Linked DNA regions of Mus musculus: region 2 is linked to region 1. Evidence: chromatin loops called from intact Hi-C (ENCODE). Cell type or tissue: left cerebral cortex. All regions are shown on one strand. Each heading gives the region's core, and the rest is flanking DNA. Links, peaks and the distances in the headings are about the cores only. Region 1 has its middle 45 kb from the start of Gm32596. Region 2 holds the start of Mrtfb (myocardin related transcription factor B).

What was found. Hi-C counts contacts between places; a loop is a spot of excess contacts. Peaks named below come from ENCODE experiments on the same cell type or tissue, not always from the same donor. Only the 100,000 strongest peaks of a DNase experiment are listed, where the experiment ranks them.
Region 2: it touches region 1 in a loop (3-fold over the local background); 6 of 42 quality-filtered maps call a loop at or near these places.

What each region holds. Positions count from the first base shown.
Region 1 is chr16:13,200,591-13,208,927 of GRCm38, reverse strand. No RefSeq gene overlaps it. Among named protein-coding and RNA genes, the nearest start is that of Gm32596, 45 kb to the right of the region's middle. In left cerebral cortex, for the core only: a CTCF peak has its summit at 1,000; DNase peaks (open chromatin) are centred at 369, 1,125 and 3,783; H3K27ac peaks cover 3,128 bases.
Region 2 is chr16:13,252,465-13,260,801 of GRCm38, reverse strand. It overlaps Mrtfb (myocardin related transcription factor B), which reads right to left and starts at 4,321. Exons shown (of 17, transcript NM_001122667.2): 1 at 4,248-4,321. In left cerebral cortex, for the core only: CTCF peaks have their summits at 4,240 and 4,444; DNase peaks (open chromatin) are centred at 3,884, 4,351 and 4,515; H3K4me3 peaks cover 2,548 bases; H3K27ac peaks cover 1,638 bases.

The DNA.
Region 1 (8,337 bases), core at 119-8,118:
AATTTTCTCTCTGTCTCTGTCTCTGTCTCTGTCTCTGTGTCTCTCTGTTTCTGTCTCTCTGTGTCTCTGTGTCTCTGTCTCTGTCTGTCTCGGTCTCTCTCTCTCTCTCTCCACCCTCCAATCTCAAATAAATTAATGGATCAGTGGGTTCAGATGGAGCCTGCAGCTGTAGATGGGGAGAAAAAGAAATAGCAATTAATAAAACTAAAGATCATATCAGAGACAGGAGGCAGGATTCTTAGAGGTGCAAGTGACTCAGATCTCATGTTTTAGCTTCCAAGGCAACGCACATGCAATTTAGTCTCAGGATCAGGCACTGCTGGATTTAAAGGTGAAAGTGGTGAAATCACAGCTTTGTGCATCTCCTGCTTGTTTGTTGCTGGTCATTCTCAGACAAACCCTGCCTTCCTTCTGCCATAGCTCCAGCTCTTTATCAAGCTAGGTTCTGAGGGTATGAAGGGACATAGCCACTCCTCAAAGATCCTTACAAAAGACTCTTGGCTCAGCCTAAATGGCATTCTCACTATCAGTGAGGGAAAGTGATGGCCTAAGTGGCCAGGTCTGAGTCACATGGGCACCTCTGGAGCCAACGGATGACTTAACATAAGGGTTGGGAGCAGTGTGGTCACAGTGTGTTCAAACACCCATTAGTGGTTGCTAACACATGATGTCTATGATCCCTTAGAGCAAAGTAGGACTCACCAGAGGGGGGTGGGGTCATTCTTTAAAGTCAGCGAGAGGGCTCAGTGGGGAATAGTGCTTACTAACAAGCCTGGTAACGAGTTTAATTCCTGGAACTCACATGGTGGAAAGAAAGAGCCAAATCCCACAACTCATTCTCTGATCTCTACAAGAGCTGACTTCCACATGCACGCCCCATCACACACACACACTCAATAAACAATAAATGAACATGTAAAAGCCGAAAGAAGTGTGGGAATAGGGTAAAGGGGACGAGGGGAGGGAGTTGTTATAAAGCTGCAGGTTCTGCCCCATTGAGGGGAGTTCAGGAATTACTGCTCTCTGGAGAGTTATGACTGCCACCACCATCTGCGTAGACCGTTCACAGGCTACAACGTTCTAATTTACCATGGCTCCCCCACATCTGTTCTTTCCTTTGATCTAAATTTAATACTCCTATGACTCAGAGAAGTTAAGTAACTTGCTTAAAAATCACACAGCCCAGCAGAGTTCCCAGATTTCCAGCTTCTATATGGGGGACTAGGTTCCCTTGCCTGGATCTGAGATTTGCAGAGATTGTATAAGGTTAGAAGTCCAGGCATTTAAATGGGAGGATTGTGAAGACAGAAGCAATTCTGACTGTCTTATCTCTGTGTGCAGGTCTAATAGAAGTTCATGGTTGCACTGATACAGGTGAGCATAGAACTTCCTGGAAGGTCCCACTGATGCAGTGACTGTGTTCATCAACTGATGATGGAAACAAGGGTCATTAAACGGGCTTATTCACTATAATGATAAAATGTAAAATAATAAATAACATATAAAATATATTAATATAATATATTGATAAATATCAATACTTTATATATTAAAATATAATACATAAATGAATATAAACTAGTACATAATATAAAATCTAATAAGTTAATAATTATTAATTATTTATTATTAGTAAATAGAAAATAATATATAAAATAATACATGCAATTTTAAAATGTATTAATATATGGTACACATATAATATATGAATATATAATTGATAATAAATAGAAAATATATAACTTAATATAAAATATAAATATATTAATGTATAATAAACTGATATCTATAAAACATAAAGTAACAATATAAAGTATGAATATGTTAATGTACAATAAACTGATACCTATAAAATATAAAGTAACATAATATAAAATATAGATATCTATTAATATAAAATATATTAAAGAATGGAAAATATAAAGTTATATATAATATACAAAATAATGACCTAGTCATGAATTTGCTATATTGTTCACTAAAAGACTGTGTGTCAGGAATCCAGGCCAAGCTCCTCTCTGCTGGAGCCTGGACTGCGGGTTCCAGAGCCTCCTCAGGCGTGTTCACCTGTACACAGGACATGGACACATGTACATGCACACATGCAGGGGGGCTGGGGAGGAGAGAATCAGAGTGAGAGAGAGTTTCCAGAAGCATTTACTCCCATGACCAACGCTGACATCATGAGAAGGCCTGAGGCAGTGTCAGGTTCCAAACCTCCATTACTAGATGGCCACCTTGCTCCTCCTTATCTGCGTGCTCCCCATCCCCCACTCTACCGCCCATCCCCCTAGTTGAGAAACACTATGACCTATTTAACACGCATCTAGAAAGTGGCCTGCTAGGTGTTCTTGGCCCTAGGGAAGGGCTCTAAAGGTACCTAATGCTGGGACCCTTTAATACAGGTCCTCATGTGCTGACTGCAACCATAAAGTTATTGTGTTGCTACTTCATAACTGTAATTTTGCTACTGTTATGAATCATAATGTAAATATCTGATATGTAGAATATTTGATATGTGATCCCTGTGAAAGGGTCATTTAACCTCCCCAAAGGGGTTGCAACCCACGAACTGAGAAACACTGGCCTAGGAGAATAAGGGGTGTGCTCATGGTTGGGGTATCATCCTGGTAGAGACAAACAAAAGAAAAACCAAATCATGTCAAATGCTGTCGAGCTGTATTCAAAACACAACCCTACAGCAACCACCATGGACTGCACCTGCTGGAGGCAAAGTCAGAGGTTCTGGACAAGGACTCGGTTCCCATGACCAGAGTCCTCAGGAGTGGGAAAATCGGCAGTGGCTGCAACTTGAGAGCAGTCACTATCTGAAGGCCATGGAGACCTGCCCTTTGCCCCCAGATTCAATCACAAAGCAAAGCAGATGTTGCCTTAATAGTTTTCCAGTCCAGTAGCCAAGAGCAAACAAATGATGTCATCCATGTGGTTGTGTTTAAAGACAGGGTTACATACAGCTCAAGGCCGGCAACCCTGCCTGCTGCTGGAGCCGTGATCTTGGCTGAGTTAACTGTAGATGAGGACTTTTAAATTCAGCCAGATCTGCCAGAGGAATCCAGTGTTCTCAATGCTTTCTTTCCCTTGTTCTCTATAAGACTCCAGCCTGCCATTGGTTTTAAGATGCATCTGGGCATGGTAGTGCACACCTTTAATCCCAGCATTCCGAAGGTAGAGGCAGCGAGTTCCAGGATGGCCAGGGCTAGGTGGAGAACTCCTGTCTCAAACAAACAAAAACAAAACAAGTGCTAGGTACAGTACATAAAGTAGTTTGCTGTTTAGACCTGATCATTGCAGAAAGGTTTCCATTACCCTAAGGGAGTCAGACTTTAAAACATAACCTGGCTCAGCAGCTCGAGGCCCTTGCCACTCAAGCCGGATGAACTGTGAGTGTGCAGTCTGTAGAACCCATAGGGGGTTAGGGGTAGAGAGAACATGAGTGCTGAGGGATTGCCACTTTGTTGATTGAATCATCTGCCTGGCTTTTTAATTGCAGTTGATTAGTGTCCAGTCTCTTGGAGACTGAATTTATCCAACAAGACATAGTGTGCGCAGGCACGCCTCCATCAGGCTCCCTTATCCATGCCTGAGAGCCAAGGCCTCTACAGTCTACCAGACCATCCAGTATCTCTGGGTTCACGTACAAGTTCTAAGACATGGAGAATGTGTTCTCAGTGCACTTCCTCATATCTCAGGCTTCATCCTGGCCTGCTCACCACTGGCAGTTCCCAGAGGAGCAAGGGTGGGCGGTGGCGAGGCTGGAAGGCTGATTTTAGCTCTGCTTTGGGACTTCTTGAATCATCTTCAATGGGAAGCTGGAAAGACCAGAGAAGAGCAGATTAAACCCATTCCATCTAAAAGAGCTCACTCCGGGGGTGCTGGGAAGATGGCTTAATGTGAAGTACTTGCTTCACAAACATAAAGACCTGAATCTGAATGCCTACATCACCAGCAAGACAGCTTAGTGGGTAAAATGTTTGCTAGCAAGCCTAACTACCTTTGCTTGATCCCTAGGGACCCACAGAGTAGAAGGAGAGAACCAACTCCCATACATTGTCTCCTGACCTCCACGTGGGTACTGTGGCGCGCATGTGCGCGCAAACTCTCTCTCTCTCTCTCTCTCTCTCTCTCTCTCTCTCTCTCTCTCTCTCACACACACACACACACACACACACACACACACACAAGAAATGAAAGAATTAACTCAGATGCATAGGAGTGGGTGGTGCACTTCTGCAGTCATACTCTTGGGAGACAAAGACAGGAGAGTTCCTAACCTGGGCCAGCCTGAGTTCAGGTCAGCTTCACTATAGAGTAAGATCTTGTAATAACAAGGTCTGGGCTGTAGCTTAGCGATAGATTCTATCAGATAGCGAGCATTTGACTGACATGAACTAGGCCAGGAGGTCCTATTCCCAGCACTGCTAGGAAATAAAATACAAATAAAGATACACACATATATAGAGGAGCTGACTCTGTAACGAAGCAGTCTGAGGATGGCATTATTTGGCCTGAAGGTAGTTTTCTTCCCCACTGACTGCAGGCTTAAACCTCTAGGGACATGATCTTGTCTGATTGTTGAAAGAAACGATTAGGGTGTGCACAGCCATTTGGGCATGAGCTAGATTCCAGATCTTCCACTTGCTGAATGTTTAGATGTGTGGGACTTTGGTTTCCTCATCTGTGCAATGGGTACATTGCAGAGTTGTCCTGTGGAAATGCTAGGAGATCCCCACACCATACTCTCCCCTTCTCTGGTTTCTGCTCACATCTGCCTGCACTTCAGCCTGATCATAAAGTGCCATGATTCCACTCTTTCAAATTCTTCCCCAGGTCAGGTATTTTTCAGGGCCACACTGGATGGACAGCGGTAAATTCAAGCTGACATTAAGAGAGCACCCCAATTTCAGGGTGTTTCTGTAATTGTTGATGCTTCTCAAGAGACTTAGGAAAAGTTCTGTCGAGTGACTGGAAGATGGCTCAATGGCCACATAAGCATCAGGGCCTGACTTTATATTCTCAGCACCCACTTAAAAAGACAGGCAAGGTTGCATGTGCCATAACCTTAGTGGTGGTAGGTGGTCACAGGAAGATGGCTGACACTTGGCCTCCAGCCCAGCTCTAGACTTGGTGAGAGATCCTGTCTCAAGAGTAACAGTGTCCCCACCCAAAAAAGTAAAAGCCAAAAGCTCTCCTTATAAGCAGGTTGAGAAATACATTTGTTGACTCTCCCATTTATTTGGCATGGAGACATTTTGTAGTCCTTTGTTTTGGTTTTCAATGTATTTTTTCGTTGAATCTTCTCAATCGATTTTCCAAATGCCCCCCTTTACTTTTATGAATGTGGAAATGGGGTTCAGAGAGGTTAAGTAACTAGTTTATGATGGCTCAGCTGGGTAACACCAAGCAGCACCCACCCCCTTCCACATCCCCAGAATCCCAGCTCCTTTCTTGTGGATGTGTTGTTTTTTGTCTTTTTCATGCTAACACACCATAAACTACAGGTCATTGCAAGAGTTCTCAGCACTGTGTTACCAAACACATCTTGTTGGCAATGAAAACAACCAGAGGGGAGGGTGATTTACCCAAAAGTTACAGAGTTAGGAGTGGCAGGGCCAGAGCCAGCATCTCACCTCCTAACACACAGGGGAGTCTTCTGCATAGGGTTCACCTGTCTGGTGCATGCTTCCCGACAATATTCTTTAATATTTTTACTTTTGTGTATGGATGCTTGCTTCTGTATGTGTATGTGCACTGTGTGAGCCTCGAACCTGCAGAAGTCAGAAGAAGGTGTCAGATCTCTTGAATTGGAGTCACAGATGGTTGTGAGCTACCATGTGGGTGCTAGGAACTGAACCCAGGTTCTCTGGAAGAGCAGTGTGTGCCTATAATCATTGAACCATCTCTCCAACCGTGTCATTCTTAATGATACTTTCTGATTTGCCAGGACTAGAGCAGTGTTATCTAACAGTTCTTCTTTTATGATAGGAATAGCCTGGGACTGTATTGATTAATATGGCAACTGCCACTCCATGTGGCTACGGATCACTTGAAATGTACCTAGTACAAAGCTATCTAGTTTTAATAAGTTTCCCTTTTTTGAGATAGAATTTAACATAGCCCAGGCCAGCCTTGAATTTGCTATGTAGCTGAAGCTGGCCTTGATCTCTTGGTTCTCCTGCCTCTACCTCTCTCAAGTGCTAGGATTACAGGTGTACACCACAACTCCTGTGAGTTTACACTTCTATAGCTATACATGGGTCATAGCTACTGTACTGGATAGGGAAACTCCAATGTTCAGAAGTTATTCTGAGTCGAGTCTATAGTCCCAGTGAGTGTGTGTGTGTGTTGTATGAGTAGATAACTTTTAAATTTAACTTATTTACTTTTATTTTACACATATGAGATTTTGCCTGCATGTACATAAGTGCACCATGCATGCAGAAGTTAAACGAGAATACTGGATCCCTGAGAACAGTAGTTGCAGATTGCTGTTCGCAGTCATGTGGGAGCTGGGACCTGAATCCAGGACCTTTTGTAAGAGCAGTGAGTGTTCTGATTGCTTAGTCATCTCTCCAACTCTTTTTAACTTATTTTGTTTGTGTGTGCGTGTTCATGTGTGTGGACATGAGTGGGAGGTTAGAGGTCATTTTGTGGTATAACTCCTCTAGAGATATCCACCTGATTTTTGGTTTTGTTTTTGGAGCAGAGTCTCTCACAGACCTAGAACTCATCAGGAAGGCCGGGCTAGTTGGTCAGAGAGTCCCAGGCATTCTCCTGCTTCCACCTTCTTGGCTCCAGAATTACAAGTACATGCCTGGCTTTGATGTGAGCTCTGGGGATGTAGGTGCAATCCTCATGTTTACACAGAAAGCACTGTATGAACTGAGCCGTCTTTCCAGCTCTGAGGAGATCACTTTAATAACTACCGACTCCAACTACCTGGCCCGGGGAAGGGCTAGCTTCAGCTTGATTTACTGGCAGGGAATAACCTGAGGTGACTTTGCAGAAGTAACTGGACTAGTCTCTCCTAACCTGGGTTTGAATACAGCTTTCTTCAGGGGCAGTTGAAGCCCTGCCTTACCACCAAGCAAAGAGAAGTGCCACCATCCCCCCACCTTGCCCTGCTCCCAGAAACCCCTTCTGCCACTTAACTCTGGCTGCACAAAAGGCAGGGCTTTCTATTTTACAAAAGTCCTCTGGTAAGCAAACAGAGAGACAAAAAGATAAGAGAGGCAGGGGATAAATTACATCCTTCAGTGACATGGATCCAATGCCATTTCAATAAAAAGGTCAAATAAGTGCAGTGTTCAGAACACACATGACAGAAGGAGAGAACTGACCCCCCAGAATTGTCCTCTGAGCTCCACACGTGCAGTGATATGTGTGCCCCACATGACAGGAGAGAACTGACCCCCCAGAATTGTCCTCTGAGCTCCACATGTGCAGTGATATGTGTGCCCCACCCTGCACATGCCCCAAAGTACAAGAAAACATACTAAAAAGTTGCCCTTCGATTTCCACACCCACACAATAGCATGTGCATGCCCATACTCACCACAACACTAATACAAACACATACGCATATTATTAATAAAGAAATAAATGGTTAAGAGAAAGAACACAGTTGGAAAACTCATGGCTCCTGGTTCCAAAGCCTGTTGCAAACCCAATAGTGCAGGAACCTCATGAGTAGAACAAGGGCTCAGAAATAAATTCTTATATTTCTGATGCTCACTGTGACAAGGAGAACCTCAGGCTGTTTTCTGAACAGGACACGGCCATTGCACACAGGAGCCCACAGCAGCTCCACAAGACACCTACCAGATCAATGCAGTTGAACATTCGAGCATGGGTGGAGGAGGGATTTCCAGGGCTCCATCTCCTCACTGAGGAGCTATTGGCAGTTGGTAGCTGTTGGGGTGGAGAGAGTCATTTTTCTTTGGGGGTGGCTACTGGGAGGTTGCCCATGTCCCATTGAAGGACCCCATATCCAGGAGTGTATGAGCAATACTAATGTGAATCTGGGTTATGAAAAAAGGAAGCTATGGCTTGGGAGGAAGTGTGTTAGTGGACTCAAGGGGAGTTGGAGAGAAGCAGTCAAGGGTGGATACGGTCAAGAAACATTATAAACATGTATGGAAATTCCAGGAATAAATAAATATTTTAAAGGAGAGATAATTTATTTCAGAGTTATTTCTTAGTTTCAGAGGTTTCAGTGGAAGGTCACCTTTGGACCTGAGAAGAGGTCGAATATCTTGTCAGTCTGGAGGCAGAGGAAGAGGGACAAGAAGGAGCTTGGGACAGGACTCTGGTGGGGAC
Region 2 (8,337 bases), core at 204-8,203, 52 kb before region 1:
GGGAGTACCCAAGAGAACTGGAAACTTGGCTTTCTGAACATGCCCACATTATTTAAGTGTTTGAGTCATGTGAACACTTTGTCCATATAAACAGAATTCTTAAATGTTGAAACAGTACTCCCACAAAGAGTCTGCCTATAAGCCAGAGTCCAAATTTAATGATTAAGAGGAAATATTTCCCTTAAATTCTATACTGAATGGCAATTTTAGTATGACCATGACAAAGAGTATCTCCCCCTCAGTCAAGCAAAGCATGTGATGATGCTAAAAGTCTCTGAAGCAGCAGCCACAGCTATGACTGGGTAGCATGCAAATTATCCCCTTGCCTGCCCAGACTCCAGTGGTGGCCAGTAGTCCTGGAGACACATGCTCTACTCTGCTGCTGTCTCTGCATTTTCATGTGTACGTGATGTGCATCGTGTGTGCATGCATGTCTCTGTGTATGTCTGTGCAGATGCATACGGAGGCCTCAGGTAGATGTCAGGAATCAGCCAGGATTGTTCTTTCACCTTATTCATCGAGGCAGGTCATCTCGATCAAACCCAGAGCTCACTGACATGGTTGGTCTCACTAGCTAGCTTGCTCTGGATGTGCCATCTCTGACTTCCAAGGCTGAAATTACAGGTGGGCCACCACACCCACCCAGCATTTACCTGGGCTCCCTCCAGTGCTAAGGCTTGTGGCATAAGCACTTTAACTGTGGAGCCATCTCCACAGCCCCTCAGCTGGCACTTCTCCCAGGCTCAGCTCACACTTGTCTGCAATAATAAGCCCCGGGGCCTTATGAAGAGCTGCTAGCTGGGGGAATCACCAAACATGAACAGCAAAGAAAACAAGTCTACCTGGGGACAAAGTACTCAAGCAGTTGTTGTGCAGTTGGATTTCCTGTGGGCCCACGCTGTTGTCAGATAGCGCAGACACCAGGAGACAGCTCTCCATATACATTGCCTGCTTCCTACAGTCAGTGTTTTCAAGCACATTTCTTACTAAGCAGTAGTAACTGATAATTACTAAAATTAACCTAAGGATGACCCATTCCAAAAAAGTTATAAAGAAAAGGATGAGCTTTGCAGAATGGAAAAGCAACTAAAGCGGCCAATTAGAATAACTCACATTCACCTAATTCGTGCACAGGCCACTACCGCACGTGAGGCTCTCCTCTCAACATTAAAAAAAATCATGGCTCTGAGAGTGACTGTGATTTTTAAATCTTCAGAATAAAAATATCAAGTTAAGATGGAAGGATCTAGAAAGGTGAGTAGCTTCATTTTGCAAGTCATTCTTTGGATTCAGTTTTTATTGTTAGAAATCAACCAATGTTTGTATAGTCCTATTTCCCTTAGATGGCATCGTCAAGACACACTCTTAATTCATAATTCATACTTAATTCATTTAAGAACAGGTAGGTTGTGCTGGCTGGTCCTATGTCAACTTGACACAAGCTAAAGTAATCTGAGAAGAGAAAGCCTCAACTGAGTTTAGCTTGTGAACAAGCCTGGGCTGCATTTTCTTGACTGCTGACTGCTGTGGGAGGCCCAGCCCACTGTAGGCGGTGCCACCCCTAGGCAGGTGGTCCTGGGCTCTGAAAGAAAGCAGGATGAACAAGCTAGTAGTGTTCCTTCCTTCAAGGCCTCTCCACCAGCTCTTCTTCCAGGTTCCTGCCCTGAGTACCTACGCTGACTTTCTAAAATGATGGACTGATAGGGAAGTGTAAGCAAAAACAGACCTCTTCTTCCCAAGTTTCTTTTGGTCATGTGTTTACCATGGCAGAAAATCCTAACTAGAATAATGATTAATAAAAACAACCAAAACAATTGGCCTTTTTTTTACCCTGGAACTGGATAGTGTTTGCCTAATGCAATAAAAATGAATTACTTTCACTTAGATGAATTGTTCAACTTTACAAGGGTTCATTGTATCTATGTCTAGACAACTTTAAATGTGGCATCCTATTTTCATAAGTCTTTACTTAGATGTTAATTTCCATAGTGCCTTTCTAAAGTAATAAGCAATACAGAATAAATGTTCTATAGCAAGAAGCAACTTATATTTAAAGAAAAAAAGGCAAAAATAAACTTTTTCAGATTTAAACAATTTGGAATTTACTGCTGTAGCTACAAATGGACTGAGCTGAACTTTTCTTGATTTTTTTTCCCCTTCCATGGAGAAGTTTCCAATGAAGACAAGCTTGTTTGTGAGCCAACCCCTAGAACTGCTTAGATAGGTAATTTTAGTTTTCACTTTTGAGCACATCTGTATTCTCCAAATGCACTACTATCCCTAAGTAGAAAAGGCTCCGGGGCTACACTGGTACTCAAGGACACTCCCAACAGCCCATCACCATCCTGGCTTCCAACTCCACTCTCACCTCATGCCAGTCAGCAGTTCAAGTGTGACCAACATTTCCAACAAGGATTCCCCCAAAAGAGAAACAACTGCAGATGAACAGGTACTAACCTGGCTCCTGAGAGCCAGAGATGATGATCCATGAAAGAGTCCCTAGCCAGAGGCTGTCTTTTTATGTATCAGACTCACAGAGAGAATTTTATTTTTACTTCCCAGTGAAAAGTGTGTATTAGATTCTGCTGTTATAATTAGCTAGATAGTGGAGCGTGTGCTTTATATAGTGGTTCTCAAGAGGGCAGAACTGTCCCCATAGCACATTGTTAGTTACTGAAGAGACTCCTAGACGGCAGCGGAAAGCATCTGCAGTGTTTCCAGCCCTGGACCGAGAGCCATCTAACACATGAGTGGTGGAGGTGATAATGAAGGCTACCCTGGCCCACTATAGATTAACATACTTTAGGATTCAATATTGAACCATGTGGCAAGTCATTCTCGAAAACACCCACCACCCTGCCCCAATTATGTAGTCCAACAAGGTGAAGGAAAGGGAACTGTGTGAACTTCCACAGCACATTACACCTGCATCTACTAGACACACATGGAGCATACTGCCAAGTGCAACAATTTCAATCTTCTATTTCCTTATTACTAACAATAAGCATGAGGGATTTTGTGTACTCCATTAAATGTAGAGAACTCGGGCTTTGTATTGGTTACAATGTAGCCTGGAATACAGCATCCCTGGAGGGCTGTATTATCTGAGCCTAACCAGAGACAGGCTGTGATTTATCTTGCACGCTGTCAGTCAGCCTACATTGTTTTTCTCATTAGCATCAATTACCCCAAGTAACACGGTTTTATCTCAGGTCCCAATCTTTGTTCCTGACTTTGAGACTCACTGTCCCACAAGTGCATGCGTACATACGTGAGTGTGTGTCTCCAAACATACTCACTAGCCGCAGGGTCCGTGATATTACGTCCTACCTAGCTGGGTGTCTGGGCTGCACTAACGCCATAGCACGTATTTCTTCTTCACATCTAAAGGAGAGCACTCTACTGACCTTGGATCACGTATAGGAAGATATAGTATGAACTTCGTGTCAGGGTGGCAAACATTTGCCACAGAACCAAAAGTTAGGAACTTCACAACCGCTCATCCTAAGAGTGCGATCTCAAGCTTCAGAAAAGAATCAAACTTTTCAAAGTTTCTTTGCCTGAGGCAAACCTTGAGCTATCCTCGTGGCCTGAGACCCTACACCCGCCGCACCCCTCGTCACTGTCACACCGCGTCTGCTCATACACAGGGCCAAAGGGTAGCTTCTGAACACTGAGAACTAGGCAAAGTTTCAGGGACAGAACAAAAGCGGTGGAAAACTTTCTCCCTGGAAACCCGGAACGCTGCGTGCGTGCAATTTCGGGAGGGCTTGCAGACACACCCTCTGCAGCCCCGCGGGGACCCCAGGGGAAGAGCCGCGAGCAGGGCTGGGGAGGAGGATGGAAGGTGAGTCCGGGGCGTGGGCCGTCCCCATCCCACCACGTCCCCGTCGAGTGGCTCCGGCCAAGGCGCTGCTGCACCTCACTGCAGTTCCAGCGTGGGAGCGCGCAAGCGAAGCGCCTGGTACCAACTCCAGGCTGCCCGGGAAGATCGGGCCGCGGCCGCACACAGGGGACCCCCGACGAGGGAAGCCCGGACCCGGTAGCCCCGAGACCGCGGCCGCCCCGCCCCGCCCCGCCCCGCGCGAGTCCCGGGACAGCGCGCACCCGGAGGCGCCGCAGCAACCTCGAGGGGCCACCGAGGACGCGGGCCTTCCGTCCGTCCCTCTCCCGGGGCCCGGCCTCGCCCTCCGCAGCTCTCCCCTGCCTCAGTCCCAACGGCCGCCTCGCACCCGCTCGCCGCTCACCTCCCCGGCCGCTGCCGCCGCCGCCGCCACCGCTGCCGCAGCTACCACCGGATCTCGCGAGACTTCGCTCCGCCCCCGTGCTTACCCTCCTCCCGTCTGAAGGCACGGAGCCCGTCCTGGAAGCTCCAGGTAGCGCCGAGCCGACTCCCGGAGGTTTACACCCTGCTTCCCTTCTCCCACCCGGCATCCGCCCTCGCCCCTGACCCGGAAAAGTTAAAACCCAGGTGCGAGGCCGCCCGCTCCCGCCGCGCTCTCACCTGGCTGCCCCGGGGCGCATGCGCAGCTGGGCTGCGGAGCTGGGAGCTCTTTGGTTGCTGCCTAAGCTCTGGCTGCTCCCAGTCAGATAGATGGTCAGTCAGTGCCGGCTACCCTAGCAAGCAAACAGCTCATGCTGCCTCACTAAGTGCATTCTTGCCGCCTCCCCATTCCAGAAGGAGGTTGCAGCGGACGAGCAGACCGGCCTGTGGAGTCGGTGCGTTTCTGATGCCACACCCGCACCTGTAGGAACCCCTCCTCTTGAGCCCTGCCTCACTCTCCACCCCTCTGTAGTTCTTCCGAGTGGAAGAAGTGACCCCAATAGGGGGTCTGTTGCAACCCATCTTAATGCAACTAGACAAGAGAACGCTTTTCACACTTTCTCCAACTCTGTAGAGCCCTAAAAGCAAAATATGTTCGAAAACAGTGGGAGAACCCAGGATAGAATGGTTCATGGACATAGAGCCAGGGCATTCGTGGAGTTAGGTCAGCTGTTCGGGGCCACAGGGGGTCGCATATCAGATTCTGTGTATCATTTACATTGATTCATAACAGCAAAATAACTTTATGGTTGGGGGATCACCACAACATGAGGAACTGTATTAAAGGGTCCCAGCATTAGGAAGGCTGAGAACCACTGCATTACGGTGTGACTTCTTCCCAAAAGAAAACTTAAGAGTAATTGCTTCTAAGGAAGAGAGGCTGGCATAGTGAGATGCACTAAAGTGGGTACCCATAACCTCGTGCCTTAGAGTTTTACTGCTGTAAACAGAAAATTGCCATGACCAAGGCAACTCTTATAAGGACATTTAATTGGGGCTGGCTTACGGGTTCAGAGGTTAAGTCCGTTATCATTAAGGCAGGAACATGGCAGCAACCAGGCAGATATGGTACAGAAAGAGTTGAGAGTTCTACAGCTTCATCTGAAGGCTGCTAGGAGAAGAATGGCTTCCAGGCAGCTAGGGTGAGAGCCTTAAAGCCCATGCCCACAGTGACACACCTACTCCAACAAGGCCACATCTTCTAATAGTGCCACTCCCTGGGCAGAGCATATACGAACCATCACACTTCCGAAGCCTGCAATAAAGAAAATACCCATATGGTCTTAGTAACACAGTATTTGAATTTGCATGACTCTAGGGCCTGGCACTGCCTTGTGACAAGGTCTTTGTCTTAGTTTGAGTTTCTATTGCTGTGAAGAGACATTATGACAACTCTTATAAAGGAAAACATTTAATTGGAGCTGGCTTACAGTTCAGAGGTTTAGTATAGTATAGTCATGATGGGAAACATGGCAAAGTGTGGGAAGACATGGTATTGGAGAGGCAGCTGAGAGTTCTACATCTGGATTTTCAGGCAGCAGGAAGAGAGATTGAGCCACTGAGCGTGGCTTGAGCTTTTCAAAACTCATAGCCCACCTCAGTGACACACTTCCTCCAAGGCCACAGCTCCTAATAGTGCCATACCCTGTGGGCCTATGGGGGCCATTTTTATTCAGTCTTGTTTTGTATATTCCTGTGAGCTGGCCCCTCTGTGACAGCTTCTGCAGAATCAAGAGCCTGGAAGGTTCTATCTCATCCCTGAAAACTGCACTGAGGCCTGCTAAGCTAACCCATCCTGATGATCTCATAGTGTCAACAAATGTGGGTCCAGACCTTCCTTACCTGTGCTGCCTGGAAACCACTCCTCTTACAGAGACCGAACATATAGATGTTGAACGTGATGATGTAGCCCAATAAAATGGGGTGTGGATGAAGAAAGGAAATCCCAGACCTCCATAGGCAGGTTCTCCAGGGAAAGAACCAACAGATACCCTATAGATGCATGAGAGGACTTACCATGGATGCTAAGACCCACAATATGCTGCCAGCAAGACTAGCAATGATGGAAGACGCGACAAGTTCAAGTTCAAAGGCCTGAGAACCAGAATTGCTGACGATATAACTCTCAGTTTTAGGCTGAAGGCCCAAGAAAAAGGAAGGAGTTGGGAGGGAACTGGCCACGTCTCAGAGTCTGAGAATCAGAGCCTTTGAATGTCTCCTGGTGAAGGACAGAAGACTGGTGTCCCTGGCTCTACAAGACTGTACCAGTTTGTCTTCAGCTCTTAAGGCTTACTCGGCCCACTGAGGCAAGTCTTTTCCAGGCCTGCCTCACATTGTCACACACCTCAGTGGAAGTAGGTGTTGTTTCTTTTTCACAGATAAATTCAACAAGAGTCTAGACAATGAGTGGACTTGCCTAAGGACACGCAATTGGTGAGCGGCAGTTAAGAATCCCATTCTAGGTCATTGACTCCAAACCTACAAACCCTGCTTTGGTGACCTACAAATTCTTTCCTATTCTACTGTACATTCCTATTATATGTAAAGGCATGCACATGCCTAGTGTATGTAAAGGCATATACTGCTAATACTAGCACCCAGGTCTATCCCTGGGATCCACATGATGGAAGGAGAAAACTGACCCATACAAGTTGTCTCTGACCTCCCATCCTACAAATTTCCTGAGATCAAGATTTCAACATAAAGTTTTACATGTTTCTCTCTGGAACCATACTGTCAGTGGTCTCATTGAAAATAAGGCCATAAATAGACTTCGCAGGATGAACTAAGCTAACATACACGGTGCATTTGTAAAAGTATACTAGCCAGACTGGGACACTCTTACATGGGAAAGAACTCTGTCGTGCCTGTCTCATTCCTTTTTTTCCAATATAAACTCCAAATCAGGTTGGAGGATGTTCAACCACCAGTACTTTCTAGCACAATGGGGAAAACCACAAAACTATACTGGTCTCACCTAGCCCAGACCATTCTTGAATACACTACAGAGTTAGAAGATGAACTTGAAGACCCTCTGCCTCTACCTCCTGAGTGCTGGGATTATGGGTAAGTGCCCACACTTGATTTGTGGGGTGTTGGAGATTGAATCCAGAGCCTCCTACACAGTAGGAAAGATCTCTGCCCATTGGGCAGCACTCCCAGCACAGTGGATTTCCTCCTGGTCATTGAAGAGACTGTCCCTCTCCGGAGCTTTCCCAGCTTCCTATAAGAGGAACCATATGTTTTGTTTGTTTGTTTTGTCTTTTGTTTTTTTAAGGCTCTCCTCCACTTATACAGGAAAAGCTACCCGACAGTGTAAAATATCTTACTCTGGAAGTCACTAGGGAGAAAGCAGCCATGGACGCATATACAAGCAAGCAAACAAGGGCACAGGAAAGATGAATAAATCAGAAACTTGTTAACAAAATTGTGGTGGGACTGGGGTTAACATCAGTGACATTGTGAACAGAGTGACAGGTTTGTAGGAACTGTCCATCACCTTAGGCTTTGTCATTCCCAAATTCAAGTTTCTAACCCGACACAAGCCATGTCCCGTGTTTCCACCATCAGCCTGTTACAGAGCTGACCCTCAGAGGAAGTAGCAACATCCACAAGGGTGTCATTGTTTGAGTACTAACATGGGAAGTGATGACTACACATGTATCTTCTCAAAGGGTCAAGGTATTCAATATAGTATGTGGTATCATTAAGGATGTAAGGTATCAAAATGTCTTTTGATGCATGAGGGACTTTATAAATGCCAGTAATAGGGTTTGGTTAATGTCCCAATAAAAATACTTTAAGCACTAACTGACAAGTATTGTATTACTAGCTATGAGCAAGACCATCATTTCATGTTCTAGAGGGATGGAGGGAGGAGTCAATAAGAGCAAATGAGCCCCCTAAGAGGGAGTTGGAGGGATAGATGGCTTAATGTGCCACTGTGAGGACCAGCATTCAGATCCTCAGGACCCACATCAAGCCTGGCATGATAGCCCACATTTGTAATCCCA